Regions from separate parts of the Homo sapiens genome. Here all the other regions are linked to region 2. Evidence: chromatin loops called from intact Hi-C (ENCODE). Cell type or tissue: B cell. All regions are shown on one strand. Region 1 has its middle 120 kb from the start of RPS29. Region 2 overlaps NEMF (nuclear export mediator factor). Region 3 overlaps KLHDC2 (kelch domain containing 2).

Region 1 (8,000 bases), 370 kb before region 2:
AACCATTGTTATGGTTTGCATGTGTCCCCTCCAAAATGTCTGTATTAGAAACTTACTCCTCAGTGCAACAGTGGTAAGAGGTGGGGTCTTTTGGAAGGTGTTTATGTCATGAAGGTTCTGCCCTCATGAAAGGATTATTGCCATTATTAAAAGGGCTTGTAGGAGTAGATCCACTCACTTCTGCTCTTCTGTGATATGAGGGCACAGTGTTCGCCCCTCCCTTGCCCTTCTGCCTTCCACTATGGGAAGATGCAGTAAGAAGGCCAACACCAACACCAGATGCTGGCACCATGATCTGGATTTCCCAGCCTCCAGAACTGTGAAAGAATAAATTTTTGTTCTTTATAAATTACTCAGTCTCAGGTATTCTGTTATAGCATCACGAAACAGACTAAGACAACCATTTTTTCCCACATTGTCATTGAAACTTGAATATGGGATGCTTCCCATCGTAAGCAGAGGTAGCCATAAGTGAAATGGAATATTAAGGTCTTCTGACTTTTGCTGGGCTCCCTCTCCATCCCCCCCTCTCTATGTGAAGACCATATGTATCCAACAGACCATGGAATCAGAGGAACCAAAATAATAATAATAGTCCTAGTATAGTTCAGTACCAAAGATATTTGCAACATGATTTGCAAACATCTGGTTTGAAGATAGAGAAAGGGACATGAGCTAAGGAACAAAAGAAAAAAAATGAGAATGCAAAGGAAAGATGAAAAATATATACGAGATTTTAAAGATATGAGAATTTAAATTCAGGAGTAATTCCAGCTTCCTTGGTGTTCCTGGCTTGGCTGTGGTACTAAGAGTCATGGGAAATGGCAGACTTTTGTGCTTAACTTCAAAATCAAGACTCAAAATGCTGAAACCAGTCTAAGGTAGGTGGGACTGTGGTATGGTTTGGCTCCGTGTCCCCACTCAAATCTCATCTAGAATTGTAATACCCACATGTCAAGGGAGGGACCTGGTGGGAGGTGATTGGATCGTGGGGCTGGCGGGTTCCCCCATGCTGTTCTCATGATAATGAGTTCTCACAAGATCTGATGGTTTTTAAAGTGTGGCACTTCCCACCCACCGCCTCTCCTGCCACCTTGTGAAGAAAGTGCTTGCTTCCCCTTCACCATAATTGTGTTTCCTGAGGCCTCCCCAGCCATGTGGACCTGTGAGTCAAATAAACCTCTTTTCTTTATAAATTACCCAGTCTCAGGTAGTTCTTCATAGCAGTGTGAAAACAGACTAATACAGACTGGTATACTGTACTACTTAAAAGCCTAGGTCCTAAACCCCACATCTGCCACTTAGTAGCTATTAATCTCTTACTTCTCAGTTTCCTCATCAATAAAATGGAGATAGTAATGGTCAATTTTATAGAATTGTTATGCAAATAAATGCATTTCACAAGTCTTCTGATTTTTCTCTGAGAGTTAAAGTGGAGTTTATGTAAAACATGATTTATGTGGAGAAAGAAAGGAGTAATAGAGTTAAAAGAAAAACCTCAGTATCATCACAAAGGTAGGATGAAGGATCTCCAGCAGGATGAGGGAAGACAAAATAGGATGCTTCTAGTGGGACTCTTTGTGGAGGACCAAAGAAAGTTGAATGTAAGCAGAAGAGTCATGTGTGATTGTTAGGAAGACCTAGAGTCATCTCTACTCTTTGAACCAAATATCGATTAGCCTGAAAAAAATAAATAAAAAATAAATCAATAAATAAAACAGAAAACTTAAAAGGGGGTTGCAAACATGTGGCTTGCTCATGCTCTATGTTTGAGAGATTAACAAGAGAGGTAAAAAGTCAATAAACTTAATTGATAAAGCTTCATCCTACATGTCCCAGGGAATCCTTAAGCTGTTATTGACATGAGGAGGTGCTAAGGTCTGTTACAGAATTCCACGGATTAGTACATGTGAGGAGGGCCACCAGGACCATGAGGCTATCAGTGGGTAGATGTGACTGGGATATTTATAGAAGTGGGTAACTGACAACATTCAGGCCACACCTACCCAGAACCTGGGCCTACATCTGGAGACTGCATACTGGATACTGACTGCATAAAGCCCACCATGTGTCAAGCAATGTAGCCACTCTTCATCACAGGATGAGCTCAAGGAGATACAAGCCCAACAACAGGACACGGTGCCTCCATAATGGCAGGAAGCTGAAGGCAGAGAAGACACTGGTTCTCAACCCACCCTAACCCATCAGGTAACTTGAGTAAGTCACTTCAACTTTCTGGGCTTTAGGTTTCTTATTTGTATATTGAGATCATGGAACTGATAATCACTAAGATCCTTTCCATCATTTTCCATTTATAAATCATAGTTTTGAGGTTTGAAGCTTTGGTCACTATCTCCTGCTAAGCCAAAGTTCAGCACTACATCCAATACCACAGAAAATGCAGGAAAATTTTGGTTCTGTACCCAAAAATAGTCCTGAGTTGACCAGGGGGCCCCTTGATGCTAGGGGATTGAGTGGGGAGAAGGAAGACCTTTCCTCTAGCTTAGGGCAGGCTAGAGAGACCATCTGGCAGCAGAATAAAGGATGTGGTTCTATTTATTCCTTGTACTTCTTCCCCCTGTAGTCCAAAGCTGCTTGAGGTAGTTACTGACAGAGGAAGAAATTGCTAGAAGCCAAAGCTATTCCAATTAAAACTATTAAAAAATCTGATTGTGAGAATGTTTGTTAAAAGAAAAAAAAAATTCTGCCGTAAGCCTGAACTACAGATTGCCTGCAAAGTGCCCATATGGTATAGCTATATAAATTTTATTACCTAGTAAAATTTGTGTCTTAAAACTCTTGGCAAGAGACTTCATTTAACTAACCCAGACTTTTTTTTCCCTTGGCCCAGATACAGAAGAATCGGTGCCACTGAATAACATATTAGGCACTTGCTTTTTGCAGTAGATACACTGTTCTTCTAATGTTTTGTCATATAACTTAACTGCCACCTGAACAAGAAATAACTGTTCAAACTTTTTTTACACATCTTAGCTGAAAATTCAAACTAAATTCGACATCAGCCAATTCTTAAAGGGTCCTTTCTTCCTTTGTATCTTTGATTCTCTACCCTCTTTGATATATATGTTTATACAATCAGCACAGGAATCATTATTTAAAGTGTGCATTTTTTTCTGAAATATGTTGCCTTGTGTTCAAGTGAAATGCAGAACAGTTTTTCATCATCTCACTGGTTTTGGAATTTGGATTTTGAATGTCAAATCTTATATTTCTTTTCATTTTTTTTGAACTGTTAAGAAACTGTGTGTGTTCTTTTAAGTTTACAGTCTGCTCTGAAATTACAATGTAAATAGCTTTAACACAGTCTAAAGTACTTCTAATGGGAATGAATTATTATGGAAACTATCAAGAAAGGCACTGAGCATTATTTGGAAGGCGGCTTTGTTTCTATCTTGGTTTATCCTTTGCCAGTGGCTCCATTAGGGTATCACTCAGTCAGTCTCCCTGCTGGATAGTAAGCTACATCCATCCCTGTACTACTAGCCAAAAGGAGTAGAAAGCTCTAGGCAGAAGCTGTGGCCCCTTGAGAAAAGAGAAGCTTTCTGTTAAATAGTTTCTAATTCCACCCATATTGGAAATACCAGGTGGGACCATTTCACCATCTTTTCACAAAAAGTATGTCATGCCTCTTTCCTTGCCACTACTATAAGGGCTTCATTGAACTTCAAACCTCTTCTAAATCAACAAGATATCTCACACAACATGCAATGAAGTGAGGTGCTACTTAATCCTTCAGCCTTCCAGAAGCACATTCTGTAGCTCTTGATTATTTAAAAAATGCAAAAGCAAAACTAATATAATAGTAACAAACCCTTATAGTTATGATGTGCTTATTACATGCCAGACACCATACTAACGCTTTACATCCATTAGCTCATTTAATACTCACACACACACAAACTCTAGGGGGCAGTGTTGTCCCTACTGTAAAGACGAAGAAACCATCTTAAAGAAGTTAACTGTACTATATATGGGTTTCTGCTAAATGAGTAGATTTCAGCTTCTCTTGCCACAAGAATTTAAAAATGGGTAACTATGTGTAATGATGTACATATTAACTTGTTTCACTAAGTAATCTTTTTACTATTTATCTATATCCTATAATATCATGTTATAACCTCTTAAATATACACAATAAATTTTATTTTTTAAAAAAGGTATAAATTTCCCAAGATCATATAGGGAAACCAGGTGGAACCAAGCACTAAGTCCAGTCTGCTCCTGAGATGGCTTCTTAGCCAGGTCCTTTATGCTGACAATAGTTAGAGACACATCTTAGAAAGCCAATAGGTGACTTGGAATTAGTGTAATGGGAAAAAATGAACTATTACTTAAATCGATTTTTGAAGAATTTCTCTCAAGGAGAAAGCTGTCTTCATCTTAAGTACACCTTAATAATAAGAATGGTTAATATTCAGTGGGTGCCTACTGTGTGCCAGGCAATTTCCTAAGTATTTTACCTATATTAACCCACTTGATACTCAGTACAATTACCATTTTTGCATCACTACAATGGCCATCTTACAAATGAGGAACTTGAGGCAGGTAGAAGTTAAGTAACATGGAAAAGCCACGCAGCCAGGGAGGGTGGAGACTCCATGTAGAACCATGTCGTATGGCTCGAGTGCATATCCTCTTAACACGACTCTATGCTGCCTTTGTGATTACAAACATGTTTGATTATGACAAAAATCATAGGGACAGAGCCTGGATGAGTAAATAGCCAGATAATAAAACAGCTAAGGTGGGTCTGCACAACAAATTACTGGGAATTTCAGGATTTAGGAGCAGAAAAGACAAAGGGAGTTCCAGAATCATCACAGGAACCTGTCACCCAAATTCAAAAGATGAACAAGAAAAATCTTATCGGTAAGAATAGACACAGGACCATTGAAAAAAGGGATGTGTCATAGGTTTTTTTAATTTTTAATTTGTGTGGGCACATAGCAGGTGTGTATATATTTATGGGGCATATGGGATCTTTGATACAGGCATATAGTGTGTAATAATCACATCAGGATAAATGGGGCATCCATCGCCTCAAGCATTTATCCTTTGTGTTACAAACAACCCAATTCTACTCTTTTAGTTATTTTAAAATGTATAATTAAATTATTATTGACTATAGTCACTCTGTTGCGGTATCAAATACTAGTTGTTATTCATTCTTTCTAACTACTTTTTGTACCCATTAACCATCCCCACTTCTCCCCCACCTCACTCCACTTGTCATAGTTTATTTTAAGCTGCTTATTGTGCTGCACTGCTAAGTAACCACTCCATGACACACAGAGCCTTGAGATGGGACACTTTGGGTAATAAAGGAATTGGGATGGTGTCCAGCAAAGAGCTGCAGCATAGAAAAGGGCCAGCAGGAACAGGAAGTAAAAGATCAGCAGAGATGCTGGGAAGTAATGGAAACATTCTTCAATAATCTCCAAAGAGTAGATCACCCACTGTAAATGGGATGTGGAAGTTCAAGCCAGATTCTCTCAGTCTTAATGGACAATCTCGTTGCAACAAGCTGGAGGACTTGGGGAAAGACACCCAGCCCGTTGAAATCTAGGTTGGGCTAGAATTCAAAGTTTCTGATTTCTAAAATTAAACACTCATTCAATAAGTATTTATTGAGTGCCAACAGAATGCTGGGCCTTGTTCAAGATACTAGGGATACAGGAGTAAGCACAACGGACTTGGTTCCTGCCCTTTGGAGTTTATAATCCAGTGGGGAAGGCTGACAATTAAGCAGTAAAACACCCTAAAGTGTGGTCAATGGCTTGATAAGGGGAGCCCAGTATGCTAGGGGAGCAGGTGGCAAAGGACCCCTAAACTACTTGCCAGAAGAGGTGGTGCTTAAATTGAATTGCAAAGCAGAGCACTGAGGAGGGATGTTTATGCAGACAGAAAGAAAAGAAAGCACTGAAGAAAGTCCGGAGAGAGCCCTGCAAGTTTGGGAATGGAGAAGAGTTCACATCTGAAACTTCATACTGGAACAGTAAAGATAAAGGGAATGGTGTCAAGATGCAGGTGTAGAGGGCAGGGGTGTCACAGAGGGCCTTGGAAACCACACTGAGGGGTTTGGGACAAAAGGAAGATCAAGTTTCAAACAGGGTAGTGATATGATCAAATGAGAACTACAAAGTTTAAGGTTAAAAAATAAGTGAAGAGGGCACTAAACTTAAGTTTTATTTTCCTGAGCTGAAGGTTTGTGGTGTTTTTCTATTGATAATAAAGAACTGTTCACTCCTACAATGAGCTATTCTGGACTTACCACTAGCCATCATTATATAGGACATAAATTTGCATGGTATCCTTTGGCAATATCATTGTCTATACAATCTGTGGACTGGACCCATAGTTATCACCTTTCTGTCTATTGTGTTGATTCACACTCCCCAAAATTATTTTATTTATTTAAAATACACCTTCAGGATTACAAAAACTAACTCATGTCATCCTCGTAACAACTCTATGAGGTAAGTACCATTATTATCCCCATTGCGCAGATGAGGAAACTGAGGCTTAAAACAGTCACATGGCTAGTAAGTAGCAGATGCTTTATAGTACACGCACTCAAACCACTACCACATGAAGCCTATCTGGTTGGTTTGGAGAGGCTAAAGGCAAAATAATCTAGAGAGAGCACAAACCTAAGTAAGCGGAACATTCACTAGTTGTTTGAACATTTATTTACTCATCTTGGACCAGCCTGGAGACACAAAAATGAATCTGTCCAGTCCCTCCATTCCTAGAGTACCCAGTCTAGCAGCAGAACAGACAATATCCTAAAATCACAATCCAAATGAGAAGAGTGATGTGTGAGGATGTTAGCAGTGGCAGGTGAACATCTCACTCTCCTTGGGGCAGAGAAGCCCCCAGGCGAGAAGTTCCCCAGAGGAGCCTGCCCAAGCATACACTGAATGATAAGTGGGATTCCACCAGCTGGGCAAAGAAGAAAGGAACATGAGAGTACCCAATGGTATTGTTTAGGGAATTGCAAATTCTTCAACCTGGCTAAAGACTGGGGACCCCTGCAGGAAATGGCAGGAAATGGGACTACAGAGTGTGCTGGTTCAGGCAGCACTGTCCCTTGATAAACTCCCAGAGAACAGCCACATTGTCAGAAAGCACATTTTCTGCTCATTCCACTGAGCTTAGAGGGTAAGAACACCCTGAAAACTGTGGCCCAAATGTCTCTGTGGACAGTTAAGGTGTTTCCTTGGCCAGAGACGTTTGCTAAAATCTTCCTCTGCAGGTTCTGGGCCTTTGGCGTAGTGCCCAATTTTGAAACTGCGATGTCCCCGAAGTTCCTTCCCCATGGAGCTGGCATCCACATCTTATGACTAAATTATAGATTGTCCCATGTAAGATGGAATAATACCTTATAAAAGGAGTAATTGCTTTACCTCAGGACTTCTGTCCCTCTGAAAAATAAGTGAGTTCTATATAAAAAAGAAAAATAAATCTCTAAAACCCAATATAATCTTTTGAGATGTTGTATCAACTTTGATCACATAAAAGACCCAGAGCCATGTTTCAGGCATATATACACTCGTCTTCAAAATGCCTTACCTTATATACCTTATAAAATAATACCTTATCTTAACATTCCTTCTCTAATGATATTAGTCAAAACAATTCTACTTTTTAATTAATTGTTTTGACTTTTTTAAAGCATTATGCCTCCAAGAGACTTTAAGCCAAGAAAATAATTTGACAAACCTAATTACACACACACTCATACACACATCATACATAAACACGTATGGGTTTAAATGAAAATGCAAGGTTGAGCCAAGCACAGTGACTCATGCCTGTATTCCCAACACTTTGGAAGGCCGAGGTGGGTGCATTGCTTGAGCCCAGGAGTTCGAGACCAGCCTGGGTAATATAGTGAGACCTCATCTCTACCAAAAATACAAAAATTAGCCAGGCATGGTGGCGCAGACCAGTAGTCACAACTATTAGGGAGGCTGAGG
Region 2 (8,000 bases):
GGAGCACGTGTCATTATTTTATGAACAGCTAAGATCCCAGTGTAGCCAGAAAGAGTGTATGAGAGGAGGAATGCAGGTGTTGAGGTCAGAGGGGAGGAGATCTCCCGTCCTTCTTGCAGGATAGGAGAAGGGCTCTGAATTGTATTAAGATGGGAAGCAACTGGAAGAGAAAAAGGACTTCACTTTTGATTTATTTATTTTAATATATTTTTTGAGACGGAGTCTCGCTCTGTCTCCCAGGCTAGAGTGCAATGGCATGATCTCAGCTCACTGCAACCTCCACCTCCCGGGTTCATTAGATTCTCCCACCTCAGCCGCCCAAGTAGCTGGGATTACAGGTACCCGCCATCACCTCAGGCTAATTTTTGTATTTTCAGTAGATATGGGGTTTCACCATGTTGGCCAGGCTGGTCTCAAACTCCTGGCTTCAAGCGATCCACCGGCCTCGGCCTTCCAAAGTGCTGGAATTACAGGCGTCAACCACCACACCCAGTCTTCACTTTTGATTCAAAAGGATCACAACGGGGCTAGGCATGGTGGCTCACACCTGTAATCCCAGCACTTTGGGAGGCCGAAGGTCAAGGCCTGAAGCGGGCGGATCACCTGAGGTCAGCAGTTTGAGACCAAGCTGACCAACATGGTGAAACCCTGTCTCTACTAAAACTACAAAAATTAGCTGGGTGTGGTGGCGGGCGCCTGTAATCCCAGCTACTTAGGAGGCTGAGGTGGGAGAATCGCTTGAACCTGGGAGGCAGAAGTTGCAGTGAGCTGAGATCAAGCCATTGCACTCCAGCCTGAGCAATAAGAGTGAAACTCCATCGCAAAAAAAAAAAAGGGTCACAATGGCTGCTATGTGGAGAACAGACTGTAGTGGGAAAAGAGGAGGAGGAGAGAGATCCAATAAGAGGCTACTTGTCATAGTCCATGTGAACACAGAGGTGATAGGGGACTGATCAGTGGAAATAATGAGTAGTAGCCAGATTCTGGCTGTACTTTAAAGAAAGAACCAAAGGATTTACTGATGGATTGCATGATTTATGGGAAAAGAGTCCAGGATATCACAAACATTTTTAACCTGAGTGAACAGAAAAATGAAGGTGTTATTTACTGAGATGAGGAAGAATAGGGGAGGAGCAGTCCTGGGGGGAAAAAATACTGGAAATACATATATTTAAAGCAAAGTTAAGTTTGAAAGATACTTCTGAATTAGAAAACCTCATTTAAACAGAAGAAATAATTATGTCCATTAAATTACGCAGGCACAAACAACTAACATTCACTCTAAGAAATACTCAGTACCTTCTCAGCAGCTTCAACAGTCTTTTGTGTTTTCTTAGCAGCATATCTCTTGTGATCATAATACCTAGAAAAACATATTTCTCTTAAATTTTAAGTATAATATTTATTCTTCAGTTTTCTACTTAGTTCTAACTTGACAAATTCTCAAATTATACAGAACAAATCAGAACAAACTGTATAATTAACAAAACTAAATTTAAAAAAGTATTTTCACCCAAAAAAAGTATGCATGTACAAGTGAAATTTAAAATTTTTTAAAATGTCCTTAATTCCTTAATTTATTGCAGATAACACTTGGCCTAAAATGTAAAGTTAAATGACTTACTTTTTGGCATTGGCATATGCTGACAAGCTGAGATCAACATCTACAAGTAAGGGCTTATTTTTCTGAGGCTTCTGCAGCTGTTTATTCTTTTGTTTTTTCTTTTTTCCTTTTGGTGGTTCAGTTTCATTTTTCTCAACATTGACGTCACCATCAACATCATCATCTTCCTCCTCTGATAACAAGTATGGATTTCTATTAAAAATATTCAATAGCATTTCACTAACGTCAATGACATCACTTTTATTTTCAATTTTCTTCTTCAATAAAATTATAAATGGTTTACAGTACTGGAAGTTTCATTATTTATTTTAATCTAAATTAGTTTTTTCCCTTTCTTTGAGAATTTCAAAATATGAAGAAAAAATGTTTAATACAGTGAACAATTAAAATAACAAAATAAAGACAAGCATTAACTGCTTGACTAAGAGTCAAACTTACCTTAGCAGCATTGTAACATGGTTTGTTTGTAGTTTTAATTCTTTGATTGCACTTGCAACAGGGTCTCCTTGAGCCTGGGCTTCTTTCACAATTAACCCAATTTCTGTCCAATCTATCTGGTTAGCTAAAGCACTTCGAACTACCTGAATGGCTCTGTCAACTATTTGTAGGTTCATTTCTATGAGCTCTCCTTTCAGTTTGTCTATTTCCTTAAAAAACAAACCACACACATTTACTACATTGCCAGTTAAAGTTAACATTTTTGAAAAAGCACTGAGAAAGCCAAACATAATACCTGAGCCTGCTGAAGAGCTTCCAATCTGTTTTCGTGATCCTTTCGAACATTATCTAATTTCTTCAATGCTTGCTTTTCCTTTTATTGGCAAAACAGATTTTTTAAAAATTAGATTTCTCCTACCTCATGACATCCCTCTCTTACTTCCCAACACTCACTATCCTGACCCCATCTATGCTGTTATCTAGCTAGCTGAAGTTCCCATAGTCTACCACCCTAGGCCTATCCCACTACAATGCGTTCCATGCCCCAAAATTACTTCTCCTGTCTTCCTAACTCCCACTCCTTATATAGAAAGGTATTTTGATTACAGGTTACTGTGTATATAAGATATACCCCTAATACCCTTGGCATTATTCAAACAGGCAGAAATCAAGACATTTTTTCCTATGGCACAAAAGTAAAGTTTGGGAGAACGAATTCTTTATTTTTTTTTAAATAATAGAGACCGGGTCCCGCTATGTTGCCCAGGCTGCTCTCCAATGTCTGAGCTCAATCCTCCCACCTTGGCCTCCCAGAGTGCTGGGATTACAGGCCTGAGCCACTGCACCTGGCAGGGAATGAATTCCCAAAGAGCATAAATTACCAAATGACTTTGTATTTTTTGCTACTTTTGATTTTCTCACAACTATTTCCAGTATTTTACAGAAACTTTTTCCCCTAAATTAATAAGACAAAGGCTCATGGTAGTTATTTGGCATTTTATCATATATACTTTACATTTCAAGGTTATCAATTGGGGGACAAAATTTCTAACACTAGTAATATCATCAATTAATGAGTATTTAAATGCTAGATGAAATATTTTTTAAAATTTAGATAAGAATGATGACTATTAAAACCCACAAAATAATTACCAAAATAAATCACTAGTATTTTGACACCCATGAAACCATGGGGTTCAGTTTACTAGCCAAAGTGCTGCCACCATGTGGTAATTACATGATGTATATAATTCATCTGACTGGCCTACCTGCTTTGAAATTGTGCTATGATTAACTAATTTTTAAAAACTGAAGAGGAAGTGGTACAGGGATTCAAACAATTTGATTTTTTTTTCTTTAAGGCAGAGTCTCACTCTGTCACCCAGGCTGGAGTGCAGTGGCACAGTCTCAGCTCATTGCAACCTCCGCCTCCCAGGGTCAAACAATTTTTGTGCCTCAGGCTCCTGAGTAGCTGGACACCCATACCACACCCCATTAATTTTTGTATTTCCAGCAGAGACAGGTTTTCACCATGCTGGCCAGGCTGTTCTTGAACTCCTGACCTCAAGTGATCTGCCCGCCTCGGCCTCCCAAAGTGCTGGGATTTACAGGCGTGCGCCACCGCGCCCAGCCTCAAATAATTTGAAATTTTTGCACACATATTTTAAGACTGTTTTTGAAAAAATCAAATCCCCTTCAAATCAAGAGTGACTATTAACAATTTATGAAACTGTTCTGCAGCAAATGCTCTAAAAACATGGTCAAATGTGCTGGGAAAATACTGTATATCACTTCTTTTGGAGTCATGATACACAGAAAACATATTAAGACTTGGCTTTAAAGTCCATTTAAAAAAGAAACAGTTTAATGATAAACAATATCCCCTCCTCTGGCCTATTTAAAATCTCCCTAAAACAGTATCTCCTTAACAGCAATGTTTGAGAAGCTTTGGGTTGTTCTGAGCAAACCACATTAAGGTGTAAATAACAGGCCTCACGTTCCCACCGTATTTTCCTTTTTTTACAGAATATCTGAAATACTCATGAAACAAATGAGGACATACTTTTCAACAATAAAATCCCCCATGGACCTTCTTCATAAACCTTTATCATAAATAAAGAGGCAGGTCAGAGAGTTCCCATACTACTTCTTACACTCTTTCTGAAAGGCTACCCTTTCCTATATCATCTACCCATCAAGCCGCTAAAGACTAGCTGGTTTAATATGTGTTTTTAATAATACATACCTGTTGTAAAGCTTTTAAGTCAATTTTCTGGCCTTCTATCTTGGAATAAAATTCATCCACCGCCTTATTAAAAAAACAAACAACTAGTTGGAAAAAAAAGCACAGTCTCTACTTCAACTTGCATACACAGAATTTTATTTTTTTTTTCTTTTTTTTTGAGACAGAGTCTCACTCTGTTGCCCAGGCGGGACTGCAGTGGCGCGATCTAGGCTCACTGCAACTTCCACCTCCGAGGTTCAAGTGATTCTCCTGCCTCAGCCTCTCAAACAGCTGGGACTACAGGTGCACCCCACCACACACCGCTAATTTTTGTAGTTTTTCAGAGACAGGGTTTCACTGTGTTGGCCAGACTGGTCTTGAACTCCTGACCTCAACTGATCTGCCTGCCTTGGCCTCCCAAAATGCTGAGATTATAGGCATGAGCCAGCAAGCCCAGCTGCATACACAGAATTTTAGATTCCATTGTGTTTCATAACACCACTCAAAGAACTTGAACAGATTTCCGGTAAATGTATTATATGGCTAAACAGTATCAAGAATCAAATGAAGTTCAAACCTCTGGTCCTTCATCCTGAAATAAAGTGGCAACAATTATTTCCAACAGCTGTATCTGTGACGACACTGATCTTTAATGCCCAGATTCACAGTGAATGTAAAGCAAGTATAGTTTCAGTTTCTCAATAGAAGCAAGTTGATATCAACAGCTCATATCATGCTAACTAACTGGTAAAGGAACAGAACGGAAAACCCACCTTGTCAAATGATTCAAATTCTATATATGGACATTGTGAATGTTGAGAAAACAAGAAAGGATGAAATTCCTCATACCTGTAAAACATATTTATTATATCACATTCGAGAACATTAACAAACATCCAAAGCAAATTGACCCATGCCTATATGCTTACGTCAGTATGTCTTCAACTGGTTTATCTGCTTCCAAGCTTGGTTTTATTTCTCTTTTCTGAATGATATATCCCTACAAAAATGCAACATTAAAATCATTCCTATTCATAATTAACAAAGATTTACTTCTTTTTTTTTTTTTTGATACAGTCGCGCTCGCTCCATCACCCAGGCTGGAGTGCAGTGGTATATTCTCGGCTCACTGCAACCTCTGCCTCCCGGGTTCAAGCAATTCTCATGCCTCAGCCTCCCAAGTAGCTGGGATTACAGGTGTGTGCCACCATACCTGGCTAATTTTTGTATTTTTAGTAGAGACAGGGGTTTTGCCATGATGGCCAGGGTGGTGTCGAACTCTTGGTCTCAAGTGATCCGCCCACCTTGGCCTCCAAAAGTGCTGAGATCACAGGTGTGAGCCACTGCACCTAAAAATTTAGTTTCTGTGACTGATATTAATTTGCACCTAATCCAAAGGTTTACTTTCTATGACTGATATTAATTTTAATTTTCTATAAATAGTTATGCTTTGAAAAGGGAAGAAAAACACTCATAAGCTACTAGGTAATTCAAAAAATATTTAATGGTTGGGAGCTGTAAATCACAACATTTTTGAAAAGGGCTGACAAATGAAAATGTGCTTCTCTATCTGAAACTAAAGAAATAACTGTAAATTCCTCAACTTTTCTGAAGAGCCGATACTAACCTGACATTGTACTTTCTATAAAAGATAGGGAACAGAAAAAAACTTATAAACCAACAAAAACTTTTAAAACACTATCCTGGGCCGGGTGCAGTGGCCCATGTCTATAATCCCAGCACTTTGGGAGGCCAAGGCAGGCGGATCACTTGAGGTCAGGAGTTCGAGACCAGCCTGGCCAACACGGTGAAACCTCATCTCTACTGAAAATATAAAAACTGTCCAGGCATGGTGGCACGTGCCTGTAGTCCCAGCTACTCGGGAGGCTGAGACAGGAGAATCACTTCAACCAGGGAAGCAGAGGTTGCAATGAGCCAAGATCATGCCACTGCACTCCAGCCTGGGTAACAGAGCAAGACTGTCTCAAAAAACAAAACAAAAAAACTATCCTGGAATAAGCATATTACAGATAACAATTTTCCAAATTAAAATAAAATGTATATATAATGATCCTTTAATGAACGTTTAATTTCTGAAAACCCAAATAAATCACAACAATATATAGTAAGTATACATGGTGCTACCTTCCCACTGAAGTTGGATGTTGTTTTCATATAGTCTTCTGCTTTCTGCAGAGAAACAAGTACTTTTTCAATATCTAATGGTGGGGGAAAAAAAGGAAAAAAGGAGTGCCAATCAAGTGTCAATTAACCGTGGCTAAACAACTATGTAGAAAAACAGGAAAGTGCTTACAAAATAATGTTGCGTTCAAGAAAATTAGAGATAGTGATTTCATGTTTATAACCAGTATATGTGGATATATGGTTTCATTTTGAACAGCCTGTTGTCCAAGTAGCTTTTATTGAATCATCCACCTTTCCCTCCATGACCTGAAAGGAACTTTGTTCATAAACTAAATTCCCATATTATTTCAAATTATTTTTGGAATCTTTATGCTATTCCTTCTCCAAAAACTTACAGTTTTAATTACTATAGCTTCATATTTTAATCTGTGAAGGGTTACACAGACAGTAATAAATCATTACTAGTATTTTCCAGAGTTATCCTGAACATTTTCACATGCTTTTGCTCCATATAAACATCAGAGTCATTTTATAAAAACAAACAAAAACAAAACACCACCACCAGCACCTGTTGTCATTTTATGAGTGCACTGATTTAGTATATTGCAGAAACTAAAACATTCACTAAAATCTCATTCAATTTTTTTTTTTGAGAGTGGTGATACTTGTTTTTGTGGGGTTTTTTGAGATGGGGGTCTCACTCTGTTGCTCAGGCTGGAGTGCAGCTGTGCAGTCACCACCCACTGCAGCCTCAAACACCCAGGCTTAAGTGATCCTCCCACCTTAGCCTCCCAAAGTGCTGGGATTGCAGGCATGAGCCAGTGTGCCTGGTCAAATGTTTTTCATTCTAGAACCACCTGCTCCCTTATTACTTTCCCAGAAAAAATTTTCATAGTTTAAAAAAAATGAAATAAATGAAAAATGTACCATGCAGACATACCTTTAGTTTCAAGTTTTTCATCCACTTTGACATTACCCGAGAATCCATTTTCTAAAAGACAGTGTTCAATGAGAGCTGGTCCATAGGCTATAAATGCAGAGGATATTACTTTTAGTATTTTCCTATAAATTCTTTTTTGTTTTTGTTTTTTGAGATGGAGTTTTACCCGTCGCCCAGGCCGGAGTGCAATGGTGCAATCTTGGCTCACTGCAACCTCTGCCTCCCACCTCCTGCCTCAGCCTCCTGAGTAGCTGGGATCACAAGCACCCACCACCATGCCCAGCTAATTTTTGTATTTTTAGTAGGGACAAGGTTTCACCATGTTGTCCAGGCTGGTCTCGAACTCCTAACCTCAGGTGATCCACTCACCTCAACCTCCAAAAGTGCTCAGATTACAGGTGTGGGCCACCATGACCTAGCCTAAAATTTAACATTCAAAATATAGCACAAATTTATTTCCCAATATCAATGATCTACTCAATAACAGTGGCTGGTGAAAACAATAAGTTTACTTATTTTGAAGTGTTACTTAGAAATGACAATTCTAGTTCTTAGACTGGGTGCGGTGGCTCATGCCTATAATCCCGGCACTTTGGGAGGCCAAGGCAGGCAGATCACCTGAGGTCGGG
Region 3 (8,000 bases), 48 kb before region 2:
ACTGTTGCCTGGGCTGGAGTGCAGTGGCGGGATCTCTGCTTACTGCAATCTCCACCTCCCAGGTTCAAGCGATTCTCCTGCCTCAGCCTCCTGAGTATCTGGGATTACAGATGCCCGCAACCACGCCCAGCTAATTTTTTTGTATTTTTAGTAGAGACGGGTTTCATCACATTGGCCAGGCTGGTCTTGAACTCCTGATCTTGTGATTTGCCCACCTCGGCCTCCCAAAGTGTTGGGATTACAGGCATGAGCCACCGTGCCCAACCTATCTAATACACTTTACGTGGTAGAAGTGTTTCAGATTTTGGAATATTTGCATTATATACTTAACAGTCAACTATCTCTAATCCAAAGATCCGAAATGCTCCAATGAGCATTTCCTTTCAGCATCATGTTGGCACTCAAATTTTCAGATTTGGAGCATCTCATATTTTGGATTTTCCGATTACAGATACTCAAACTGTAATTAAATAACTCTGCACTATACTGCAATTTGTATTACTTAAATATTAGATTTCTTTTCCCTCTGACACAGATAATTATATTTCTTTTCCCTTTGACGCAGATATTATATAATATGCCAGCCTTTATTTTAAAAGAGAAAAAATAAAGCAGCCTATTGTGTTAGCCAGCCCATTCAGTAACACATTTCAAAAATAGAAAATTAAAATGCCCAGTTTTGGTAGTCAGCTTGTAGTACAACTGTTGTCTAGAAGTCTACACTCCCAACTTTTAAAAGCTCAAGTGCCTTACATATTCTTATCCCATATCCAGAGTAGACATAGGTATTTTCCCTGTTTATAAAAAGTTCACTAACTTGCTTATGTGCCTCTAATAGGGTAAAGCACCTTCACCTCGTGCTGCCCATGCCTGTGCAACTGTCGGAAATAGAGGCTTCGTGTTTGGAGGCAGATATCGAGTAAGTATTCAAACGACTTCAATGACTTGCTTTTGAATTCTTCAAAATGATAACTTAATTATCCTTTTTTAGGATGCTAGAATGAATGATCTTCACTATCTTAATCTGGATACATGGGAGTGGAATGAATTGTAGGTATCACTTTAGATACATTTTTCCAAAATTCAGATTGTTTTTACCCTATATTCCCTACTATTGGTATATAATGTCCTTGCTTAACTTTTCTTTAACTATGAAATTAAATAAACATAATTACTAGGTCCTTAAGGAATGAATTTTATTTTTGTGTTTCCAGTTCCTGTAACTATGTGCCTAGTACATAGCATGTGCTCAGTGTTTGTTGAAAGGAAAAGGTCTGAAGTTGATTCTAACGTCAAAGAAAATATTTCAGTATAAAGCATGTAGTTTATACCAAGAAGCCTTTTTAAACTTAAGGTCTCTTTTTTCATAACATGTACATATAAATTTTAAAAGAAAACTTAAAAATACAGTAGCTGCTTCTAAATGCAGATATTGTAACTTAGCTATTATTTTCAGAATTCCACAAGGCATATGCCCAGTTGGTCGATCTTGGCACTCACTAACACCAGTTTCTTCAGATCATCTTTTTCTCTTTGGAGGATTTACCACTGATAAACAGCCACTAAGTAAGTCCTTGAAAAATATGATAATGAAATCATCATATATCATCCATATCTAATAGCTGAAAATGAGTCTATTAGAGACTGATGAGACGGCTTATAGGGTTGGTTGGAAGGTTTGAAATTAATTTTGATCCTGTAACATAGCTGTAATTGTACTATATGGCATACTTCTGTTCAATAAAGAACCTGGAGCACTTAAGAGCCCTGCTGAAGGGCTACAACATGCAAAGGGCTTACTTGGCTAATTGCAGGGGGGGGAAAAAAAAGAAAATATACTCTCTGTATCTGCTCATGATCTATTACCTTTCTTGCCAAAGCTGTGCCCTTTAAATGTCAATGTCATATTGACAGACTAACATACTTCATTTCTTTGCTTGAATCAGGTGATGCCTGGACTTACTGCATCAGTAAAAATGAATGGATACAATTTAATCATCCATATACCGAAAAACCAAGGTATTTAAAAGCAATTCATATACTGAATATGCATAAGACATAAGAATTGAGGTTTTGGCTGCATTATATCCAGCATTCTTATTTATAAAAATCTCAGCATTCACTAAGGTTTGAAATACTTCTCAAAGAAAAGAAAACCAATGTTATCCTAGTATCGAATGATCTCCTTTCCGTCATCTGTGCATGAAGAGTAGGGCTGGATTTTTATTTTTGCTTCTTCCTTCTGTTATAAAATTGACACATAGTTAAAATATACAATCAAGCTTTTCACTTCAATGAGTTGAACTGCATCTAAGTTTATTAAAAATGAGGGTCGGCCAGGCGTGGTGGCTCATGCCGGTAATCCCAGCACTTTAGGAGGCTGAGGCAGGTGGATCACCTGAGGTCAGGAGTTCCAGCCTGGCCAACATGGTGAAACCCCGTCTCTAGTAAAAATGCAAAATTAGCTGGGCGTGGTGGCGTATGCCTGTATAATCCCAGCTACTTGAGAGGCTGAGGCAGGACAATTGCCTGAACCAGGAAGGCAGAGGTTGCAGTGAGCTGAGATCGTGCCTTTGCACTCCAGCTTGGGCAACAAGAGTGAAACTCTGTCTCAAAAAAAAAAAAAAAAGGGGGTAGAGGTGCTGGAATGGGTAAAATGTTTAAACCTTAATCACATGGGAGGCGAGGTACAGTGGGATTACAGGATTACAGCTGTAATCCCAGCACTTCTGGAGGCTGAGGCAGGCAGAGTGCTTTAACCCAGGCATTCAAGACCAGCTTGGGCAACTTGGCAAAACCCCATCTCTACAAATAATAGAAAAATTAGCTAGGTGTGGTAGCATATGCCTGTAGTCCCAGCTATTCAGGAGGCAGAGGATGTAGTGAGCTGAGATTGCACCACTGCACTCCAGCCTGGGTGATAGAGCAAGACTCTGTCTCTTAAAAAAAAAAAAAATACATGGGGAAAAAACAAGAACTGTCAATTAGACTTGCAGTAGCACTGTATAACAAAGATGAAGAAATCAAATCATCCAAAAAAAGCTTATTAAACACTGATAATTTTCTCTTGTTAATCTCAGAACAAAATGCTAAAGGAAATGATACAGTCAAAATTCATGTTCAAAGCCTGCATTTTTTCCCCAAGTATCTAAACCAAGTATAGTCATGCAAGTAAGACTTCATTTGCACAAATGATCTCTCCATAAAACTACCAGGCTTTCTGAGACTTTATAGTTTACTCAAGCAGGGCTTTCACCATCCCTCAGACGTTCTGTGTAAGGCCAGTTGGCCCTACCTATGGAAGAAGAAGGCATATACTACTCAGCTCCCATACGATTTTTATTGCTAACAAAGACCTAGAGAACAGATCGTTCAGTTCAAACTCCTCATTGCATAAATGAGAACGACCAGAGAGAGAAAATAATATCCAGATAAAATAGATATTGATTGATCTGCTTTTGCTACTTTCCCTTAAGATTTTACTTCTCGCCATGATGTTTTGGTCTGAACTACCTTAAGATCGCTAGTCTTTATTTCATAGCTCTATTCTGTAGTATAAAATGGCCAACTGGTGTTCTGGGTGGCTTCAAACTCGTTTTTGTTTTAAATGCAGGTTATGGCACACAGCTTGTGCCAGCGATGAAGGAGAAGTAATTGTTTTTGGTGGATGTGCCAACAACTTGCTTGTCCATCACAGAGCTGTAAGTATACTACCTTCACATTATTACTGAAACTTACTTGCAAAGCATTTGCTTTTAAATGTGTTCTTCCTATTTATTTTTCAGGCACACAGTAATGAAATACTAATATTTTCAGTTCAACCAAAATCTCTTGTACGGTAAGTAACTTTGTACTTGGCACTTAGATTATTTAAAATTGTGTTTCCTAAGACTTAGCACTCTCGAAAAACTAGGTTTATGGATTATTTAAGGGCAATAAAACTTCATTGCTATAACCAGTTCCTATGAAAATCTTTGAAGAAAGAAAGAGGGATGTTTTATGTAGTTTTTCAAGTGAATGTACTTCCAAACAGTAAAGTGAAATTACTTTTCTCTTTCCTTGTCCACTTTCAGGCTAAGCTTAGAAGCAGTCATTTGCTTTAAAGAAATGTTAGCCAACTCATGGAACTGCCTTCCAAAACACTTACTTCACAGTGTTAATCAGAGGTTTGGTAGTAACAACACTTCTGGATCTTAAGGCTTCATAAATAATGCCTATGATCACCTTGCATGGACAGCAATCCTGTAAACATCACAGAGTGGCATCATTTGTATAATTATATGCATTGTTGTAGTTTGCACCTGTTGGTTTTAATGTGCATGTGAATGGCCTAGAGAACCTATTTTTGTGTCTAAAGTTTACAATAAATGTATTTAACACCAGTAGCTGTCCTCTATTAAAGTAAAGTAATGGTTGGGCTTTTTACCCTGAAGAATGGTTGCTACATTTTCTTTTCAGTAACTTCAGGATATGTATCTGTAGAAACATTATAGTCTTACCATCATCAAAATGCTGAAGTCATTTTTTGAAAACATTATAGATTTTTTTTTTTTTAATGGCAAGAGTAGTCTATAGTTATGTAACCTAGTGTTGTAAATACAATATAATAAAGGTTTTTTTTTTTAAACATTAATATTCACATTATGACGAAGCTGGAAAAACAAAGTGTGGAGGGACCAACAACTGTTCAGTACTTTGACCTTAATGCTTCAGTGTAGGGGCTGGAGCAAGTGGTCATGCTGAATACAGGCAGGTGCTGTCCAGTCAATTAAAAAGTTTTTTTTTAATTAATAGGTTTTATAGCTCATGAAGGAATGGAAATAATGATGACATCATTTTCCATTCTGTTAAGAGACAGAGGAAAAGTGGGTTAGAGTCTTTAGTGGTAAGCCTAAAATGCGCTTCTGGTATTATAGGTTAAGATACTCTAACGTGCTATATTGGTAATTAATTACTAAAGGTGGAAATTAAAATGGTACAGAACTGAATCAGATTACAAGGAAAAAATTAAGATCAAACCTGAAGGTCTACAAATGAATAGAAATGATTAAGCTGAGTCATGAGAATTATTACTTATATTTTACATTTTGGTCTAATATTTTTTTCTGACAAGTATCAATGAAAGCAGAAGAAAATCCACTCCAATACTTAGTTTTCAAGACACAATCCTAAATATTTAAACCCCTTGTAGCTGGCCTATAATATATATATATTAGATGTTATATACAGTAGACTTACCAAGTCAATAGTTTAAGCAATCAAGCCACTTCACTGTTCAGTTTCTTTACATCATGAAATGAATACTTGGTATTAACCTCCCAAATTTCAAGAAAATGTAGAATAACTACAGATGTATATAATTAGCATTTAACTGTCCACAAATACTTTAGGAAATCCTATCATAGTGTTTCCTCTATATAAAACTGGGAAAAAAACAAGAATTAAGTCCTTTTGGTGAATATAGCAAGGCAATGTTTAGTTCATTTGGCCTGTAATATATATATTAGATGTTATATACAGTAGACTTACCAAGTCAATAGTTTAAGCAATCAAGCCACTTCACTGTTCAGTTTCTTTACATCATGAAATGAATACTTGGTATTAACCTCCCAAATTTCAAGAAAATGTAGAATAACTACAGATGTATATTAATTAGCATTTAACTGTCCACAAATACTTTTGGAAATCCTATCATAGACAGTGTTTCCTCTATATAAAACTGGGAAAAAACAAGAAGTAAGTCCTTTTGGTGAATATAGCAAGGCAATGTTTAGTTCATTTTTATAATGCGGAAATCCTGATACATGGTGCTTTCATCTTTGAACTTCCAAAAGGCTATAAAATTGGCTCTTCTCAAATATTTTAGAATTTCATTTCAGCTATTTCCTTTTTACGTTCAGAAGATTGGGTGCAGACACTTTCACTTTGCCAGGAATGTTTCTTGATAAATCTGTGTCCTAAAAAAAGAAAATTGCTGAATATCTTCACATCCTGTATGGTCAATCATGTTTCTTTTATGACAAAAACGAAAAACATTTCCAAACTTTTAGCTGAGATGGTTTTACTGCTTCTAATAAGACAGCATTTTCTACTAAAATAACAAAAAACTGCTAACATTTTAAATTGTACTGTCAGTCTCCACATTCCTTTTCTGAAGGAGAACTTTACCTTTACGCTGCGGAATAAGTCTTTTTCTCTTGCTGTTGCTTCTTTGGAATGCATGAAACTATTCAAGGCTGTTTTTGCAGCTGTAAATACAAAAAAGAGTAAGAATAATCTACTGTTAAGTCACTGAACTGTTTAAAATCATAATTCAAAAAAACAAATTTAAATACCTTTTCCCTTTTTCTGCACTCCAGGAGTAAGTTTCACTTTATATCTTTAAAAAGGAATTACATGTGTTACTAAATAGACGTTACAAAACAATTCACAAAAGCCATTCTGTCAACTAATGGTAACTTACTTGTAGTTTGTCATGGTGGTGTAAGGGGCACATATTGGAATGGCAAACAGTAGTACATCTTCAGGATGTGGCTGGCCTGTCAAAGAATCAAATAGGTTTTCCTAAAAAGGGAAAATAACAGTTACAAAGGCAATTTATACCGCCCTTTACAAAAAATGCTAAAACACTTGAATTAGTATCTCAACATATTTTTTATCTTTTCCTGATATACATACCATCTAAGCTGGAACAGTGGTACTTAAACTCTGCTTCATAGTTCCAAAGAGTTGAAGACCAATGTTTAAATATATTCTTTACTACTTAATTTTTGCCTAGCATAATAAGTAATGAGAACAATAATTTTCAAAATCCTACCTACAGTTACATTTAAGAGAAAGAAGGCCCAGGAGCAGTGGTTCACGCCTATAATCCTAGGACTCTGGAAGGCTCAGGCTGAGGCGGGTGGATCGCTTGAGCCCAGGAGTTCAAGACCAGCCTAAGCAACATGGAGAAACACCATCTCTACAAAAAATATAAAAGTTAGCTGGGTATAGTGGGTGCCTGTAGTCCCAGCTACTCGGAAGACTGAGGGGGGGAGGATCACCTGAGCCCAGGAGGTAGACGTTGTGGAGAGCCATGATCCTGTCACTGCACTGGGTGACACCAGCCTGGGTGACAGAGACCCTGTCTCAAAAAAAAAAAAAAAAGGAAAAAAACTATTGGATATTACCTGAGTTGCAGAAACCTGCTGTGGATTAAAATGATGCAATAATAACCACAAATAGATTTAAGTCCTATCACATGGAAATGGGACTAATACCTTGGCTATACCACTATTTCTCGTCCTGGGGAGATTCTGCCCTCAGAAGACAATGGGCAATGTCTAGAGATAGTTTTCGTTGACACGATGAGGGGTGAGAAGGAATAGGTAGGGGCTGCTACTGGGATCTAGTGGGTAAAGGCCGAGGATGTCGCTAAACATTTTATAATGAATGGGACAGACCCCACAACAAAGAATTAACCAACCCCTAATGTTAATAGTGCCAAAGTTGAGAAACCCTGGGCTAGAACAGCCTTCTCTCTTACCCATTATTAAGGAGAAATCCCAGAGTTCTTATTTGCTGTGCTGCCTGTGAGATTGCCCCCATTTATTTTACAATATGAATAAACTTAGATTTAGGACAGAATGCTTGGTGCTGAAGTATAATTAATATTTGAGTGTTTGCTATGTGCCATAAACTTTTCTAAATGCCCTTTACATACATTAGTTATCAAAACAACCCTCTCCTGGGTAGGGACATTATCCCCATTCTTCAGATGAGGAAACTGAGGCACAAAGAATGTTTCCAAGTTTGTACAGTTACATATAGCAGAGTTGGGATTAAGACCCCGAAAGTTTGACTTCGTAGCCTGCAGTCTTGTCTTAGGTTTCTAAGTTTTAATAAGTTGTGTTTCAAACATTCTGGGAACTGAATTGTAATCACAGTGTTGTAGTAGGAACCCCAACATAAAATCATACCTCATTTCCCTGTTGATCCAGATCTTGCTCTTCCTGTTC

What was found. Hi-C counts contacts between places; a loop is a spot of excess contacts. Peaks named below come from ENCODE experiments on the same cell type or tissue, not always from the same donor. Only the 100,000 strongest peaks of a DNase experiment are listed, where the experiment ranks them.
Region 1: it touches region 2 in a loop (20-fold over the local background); 9 of 110 quality-filtered maps call a loop at or near these places.
Region 3: a loop joins it to region 2, with 3 times the contacts of the local background. A loop is called at or near these places in 54 of 110 quality-filtered maps.

Annotation. Positions count from the first base shown.
Region 1 is chr14:49,458,059-49,466,058 of GRCh38, forward strand. No RefSeq gene overlaps it. Among named protein-coding and RNA genes, the nearest start is that of RPS29, 120 kb to the right of the region's middle. In B cell, CTCF peaks have their summits at 3,924 (motif pointing right) and 4,124; a DNase peak (open chromatin) is centred at 3,933.
Region 2 is chr14:49,826,992-49,834,991 of GRCh38, forward strand. It overlaps NEMF (nuclear export mediator factor), which reads right to left. Exons shown (of 33, transcript NM_004713.6): 7 at 7,372-7,458; 8 at 6,432-6,505; 9 at 5,216-5,286; 10 at 5,060-5,135; 11 at 4,308-4,370; 12 at 2,358-2,435; 13 at 2,063-2,271; 14 at 1,625-1,816; 15 at 1,300-1,363. Among named protein-coding and RNA genes, the nearest start is that of NEMF, 22 kb to the right of the region's middle. In B cell, CTCF peaks have their summits at 3,243 (motif pointing left) and 3,448; a DNase peak (open chromatin) is centred at 3,290; H3K27ac peaks cover 342 bases.
Region 3 is chr14:49,778,757-49,786,756 of GRCh38, forward strand. It overlaps KLHDC2 (kelch domain containing 2), which reads left to right. Exons shown (of 13, transcript NM_014315.3): 7 at 839-919; 8 at 992-1,050; 9 at 1,457-1,566; 10 at 1,947-2,019; 11 at 3,614-3,701; 12 at 3,786-3,838; 13 at 4,074-7,629. The coding sequence ends at 4,197. NEMF (nuclear export mediator factor) reads right to left here. Exons shown (of 33, transcript NM_004713.6): 29 at 7,962-7,994; 30 at 6,464-6,564; 31 at 6,336-6,379; 32 at 6,169-6,248; 33 at 3,327-5,957. The coding sequence ends at 5,880. Among named protein-coding and RNA genes, the nearest start is that of KLHDC2, 15 kb to the left of the region's middle. In B cell, no CTCF peak of the experiment used is centred here; no DNase peak of the experiment used is centred here.